Regions from separate parts of the Mus musculus genome. Here region 2 is linked to region 1. A link is a loop called in an ENCODE intact Hi-C map of the cell type or tissue named here. Cell type or tissue: left cerebral cortex. All regions are shown on one strand.

Evidence for each region. Hi-C counts contacts between places; a loop is a spot of excess contacts. Peaks named below come from ENCODE experiments on the same cell type or tissue, not always from the same donor. Only the 100,000 strongest peaks of a DNase experiment are listed, where the experiment ranks them.
Region 2: a loop joins it to region 1, with 3 times the contacts of the local background. A loop is called at or near these places in 2 of 42 quality-filtered maps.

The regions. Positions count from the first base shown.
Region 1 is chr3:56,361,222-56,363,721 of GRCm38, forward strand. No RefSeq gene overlaps it. Among named protein-coding and RNA genes, the nearest start is that of Gm40054, 4.9 kb to the left of the region's middle. In left cerebral cortex, no CTCF peak of the experiment used is centred here; DNase peaks (open chromatin) are centred at 1,027 and 1,532; H3K27ac peaks cover 1,031 bases.
Region 2 is chr3:56,787,197-56,789,696 of GRCm38, forward strand. No RefSeq gene overlaps it. Among named protein-coding and RNA genes, the nearest start is that of Gm32237, 90 kb to the left of the region's middle. In left cerebral cortex, no CTCF peak of the experiment used is centred here; DNase peaks (open chromatin) are centred at 1,474 and 2,148; H3K27ac peaks cover 1,188 bases.

The DNA.
Region 1 (2,500 bases):
GGGTCATCATAGTGGGGAGTGTGGAACAGAGAAATGCTGCCCACTCCATGACAGCCAGGAAACAGAAAGAGGGAGATCAGGAGCAAAAGGGGTAGAGAGACAGAGACAGAGAGACTTCATGTCCTCCTAGAGATCTAATGTCTTTCCACTAGACTGAACCTTGTAAAAGTTGCAGCATCTCCTAGTAGCACCATAGTTTAGCAATCAAGCTTTTGCTACATGGTCTTTGGGTGACATTTCAGTCCTAAAACATCGAACTACAGTAGAGTGAGTACCCTCTTTCAAAATCTTGGGGGTCCCACACAGATTGGTGCTAAGTTTCCAGTCTCTATTTGAACCCTGGGATTTTTAGAGACAAGATGGTGTACCCATGGTCAGTATTGTGTAAGACACAGCTAGTAATTACATTACAGGTAGAAGCGATTGCCCTTGCTGGACCTGAATTAGACACACATATGATGTATATGTATGTGTGTGCATGTGTATATATGTGTATGTATAAATTTATTCCATAGGTTATGTGACTCTGGAGAAACATGACTAAGATGCCTTCTAACTCATGAGTGCACAGAACATATTACTATTCCAAAGGGATAAAAGGGAACAGAATGAGGAAATATTGGCCCAAAGAAAGACTAAAAAACAGCAGGGCAAATTCTAAATTCTGTCTCTCCATGTCCAGTGTTAAAGCATTTTTCAGGACTTCAATTCCTATGGCTTTGTTGACTACAGCATACTTTTCTCTCTTAGGCTGGTTCCACACCGATCTGCAGCTTTCCCTAGAAGATATCTCATTATCCTAACATCTCTAACACCTTGGGGTCACTAGCATTATTCAGGATTCATCCCCATAGTTTCACACAATGTTTTTATTGGCTCTCCAAGCAGGGACACTCCTGTCACATGCCTAGCCTCTGCAGCTTTCCTTAGTCACACAGGAAGATCCCATAACCCCTTTCTTATGTTCTTGACTCTAAAACCAGAACCACTTGGCTGAAGTTGCCAAGTTCTACGGCTTGCTGTGGCTGGAACTTGGCCCCCTCTTTCCATCACATTTGCATCAGCTTCCTCTTGTTGCTGGTTTCCTTCAGTGCTTCAGCTTTTCTTCAATTCCTTTTCACAAATTGGAAGCTTAGCTGGGTAGGGTCTTACCCAAAGGTCTCCACTCTCTTTATTCCATGTAGTATCACAACTTTTATTTTTTATGTTTTGAAAACCATTTGGTATCATGCAATAAAAATGAGTATAGAGATGTTTGTAGGCTCATTTGGTTTTTGGGTAATAGATTCTATTCAAGGCTCCCCTCACCCCAGTACAGCTTGAAAACCACCTGACAGTAATTAAATTATTTCAGCATCTCACTCCCATCTCCCACACACATTTTCCCCTTTTGTTTTGTTATTTGGCATTATGTACAATTTAATCTTCTTTAAAGCAACCAGCATAGCCACCCACAACTACACATGCTCACTCTAAATCTGAGCCTTGGGGATGGGAAGGACGAATCCCTCCCCTTTCCCTCACAGGTTGTAAATTGGTTATTCACATTTTCTTGGATGAGAATTTTAAGCACTGCACAGCATCTTCATAAGCACACACAGCAGATGGCTGGGAATACTGTGTGATAAGAAGAGGGAGCCAATTTCTTCAGTTATTTTCACCTCCTGAACACATTCCAAAGAAATGCAGCGGCATATTTTAGGGTATCTCTACAAGACCCCTTTCCTTAAATATGAATATAATTTGCTGCTGTGTTCACTTTAAGATGGACTCCTTTTGGGGCTGTCTTTATTGTAAGAGATCTTGTAGTATTTTTGCATAAAATTAAACTTTTGTTCAAAGCTCTCCTGGGTGTTGCTGCCTAGGAATTAACCCAGATGTTGCTTCTCCACATTCAGAGTGGCTATGAAACAGGAGGCAATGAAGCCTGATATTCAGATGACTGCCAGTGACCTTCATGCTTCTCTCTTGTGTAATGACAGGATCCAGAGAAAGGAAAAAAAAATCCAGGTCACCTAGTTTGATCTGTGAACTGGCCTCAACCTTTATCAACTTGAAAACTTTAGGCATGCTTCTTAGAGTCCAGATAATTCTGAGAAAAGGTATAGCTATTTTTACCTACTGGATGGTTGTTGACATGATGAGAGATTATATAGATGAAGCTCTTTCCTTATGTGTTCATTAATGGTGATGAAGTTAATACGTCAATAGTAGGGAATAAGATGTACCTGGTTGCCATCCTCAAGAGCATTCTTTCTTCATAGACATCTTACAGGTAAGTCTTTGGGGATAACTCCTGCTTGTCAGCAAAGCTTTAGGGAGCCTTAGCTCAACCAGAAATGATCCTTTGGCCTCATGTTTTCTCCACATACGTCATTTTTTTTCCTTTTTTTTTTTTGCTATGATTGAAATTTTTGTCTAATATTTGTCCATGGACTTAGTTTAATATCTGAAGAAGTTTGTTTATATGGATAATTCTTGTTGTACAAGTGTGTTTGGA
Region 2 (2,500 bases), 430 kb after region 1:
AGAGTCCATTTCCTGTTGAGGTATGCATTGTTGCTCTTAATCTCTTTGCTCTAATCTTGTACATAGAGTGCTTAGGGTGTGAGTAGAATATGATTATTATATCATAGATGTATAAGGGAGAAAGCAAAGACAGAAAATAACAAAGGATCAGACACAAGACCCATGAATGAAGCTCTGAAACTGTATTCTGTCTCTATATCTTTTCTCATCTTTGCTGTTATAATGGCAAGATATGGGAGAAAAACCCTGTTACATGCATTGAAGTGATTGACAGAATGAATTCAGTCATTTTTGTCTTCAGTTCTTGCTTGTAGATTTAAACATATCAATGAAGGCATATGAATTTCAAAGTCTTTTTTTTTTTTTTTTTTAGGAATCTTCTGTCTTCTTCCTACCCTTTAGCCATTCATCCCCCTTCCCTCTTTGTATACTACTTTCCCACCTCCCGTTTTTTTTTCTCTATTCTTCATATGATAACATTCCCCACAGATTTTCATATTAAACTGTAATGATCATTCCTTGTCTGATATAAGCATGCTCTGTTAGTAAGACTAGAACCAGGAACCATTAAACAGATATATTCAGTTTTTTAAAACAACTTATAGGAGGAACAACAGTATGAACTAACCATTAACTCCGAGCTGTGTCTCTAGTTGCATATGTAGCAGAGGATGGCCTAGTCGGCCATCAATGGGAGAAGAGGCCTTTGGACCTGTGAAGGTTATGTGCTCAAATAGATGGAAATGCCAGGGCCAGGAAGCAGGAGTGGGTGAGTTGGGGATCAGGGAGGAGGGAGAGTATAGGGGACTTCAGGGACAGCATTTGAAATGTAAATGAAGAAAATACCTAAGAAAAAAAGAAAAAAACTTAAAATTTTTATTTGTATTTGTTTACTTGTTAGTCTGACTATCTATCTATCTATCTATCTATCTATCTATCTATCTATCATCTATCATCTATTTTCATGTGTATTCTTTTGTACACATGCCTTGGCACACAGGTAGAGGTCAAAAGATAACATGTGAGAGTTGGTTCTTTCCTTTCTCCCATGTGAGTATCCCACAAAAAGCTATACCCACTGAGTAATTTCTCAGAACCAGTGAAGGCCTTGTTTTAAAATACTTTATTCCCCTTCATCCACAGGAATTCTGGTTTCCTTGGATGAGAGTTTATAAAGTATTTAGCCTTTGCCTTTCTGAGGTCTTCTTTAGACAGCTCTTTCTCTTCAGATAATAAAGGAATCTTGTTTTTTATTTACCAATGTCATCCTTAATTAAAAAAATCATTACCTTTCAGATATAAATAAATTAAAATTACCATGAACAATGACAATTGAAAGAAATGAATAAGAGGTGGCTACCACTTTCATCCTGGAGATGCAGAACAAGCAAAGACAGCAAAAGTCAAAGGGCCAAGTAGACTCCTGTGCTTGGTTCTTCAGCATCTGTCTGCCTGAAGTCACATTTCCAGCAACTCCCTGGTCTCCACGCATATTCAGTCTGAGTGAAAAATGTCACATGTGTTAAAGAGACAGGGAACTATGTTCAGATGCTATTTTTATGGTATATATGACATATTTCTCAGTAGGTCATATCCACTGGTATATATATTCATACTGATTTCTGCCCTATCTCCTGATTCTGACATTAAAATACATTTTCAAATCAGCTAGGTGGGAATGAATTTGTCAAGGAGATTTGAACTAAAACCCTTCTCTTGGGATAGCTAAACAAAAATAAGGTATAATGAGGCTTAATTATGTTTTGTTGGTAATGATGGTAACGCCTTTCATCATTGTCAAAATAGCTCTGTTATTGGAGGGAATGTGTGACTTCCCCATGTTTGCTTGCTTCAGTTGTCCCTTTCTCTAAATAGATTTTACATTCTGTAAAGAACAATGATTATGGTTCTTATTATATTTTTATACTGTTTTCTTCCATCTGCTGTTCTCTCCAGCAAGCATAATTACCTGGCTCAGTTCTGTAACTCACACCTTTTATCCTTCTCCTTACATCTCAGAGCAGATAGAGCTCATCAAGATCTGACAAGGAATTATTCCCGGAGTGTTGCTATAAACAGTCAGCCAGACTGTTCCTCTTCATATTTTGGCGAGTTACTGCCATATTTTAACTGGAGAAATTCAATAAAAATGCAGTTTTCTGACTAAAGCTTAACACAGAGAAGAGCTGCAAAAATCCTGAAATAATTCAATCTGTGCTGGAATTTTGTTAAGCCATTCATGGGTGGTTGGTGCTGTCCAAGGTGCTGGTGAGACTGCAGAATGTCTAGTGCCAGTCTACTCGAGGAGTAAAGAGATTGAGACAATCTGTAAGAAATGTAACCTTGGAAGAACAAAGAAATTAATATAAAGTGCCACCTATGTGCAAAGTCTCTGAAGTGTTTTCACCAACCCTTTATATTTCAACCAGCTTCAACACACATAAGTGTCAATGTCAGCTTGTATACTGGTTCATTTTTGTTCTCTTTGTAAACTAGCTTT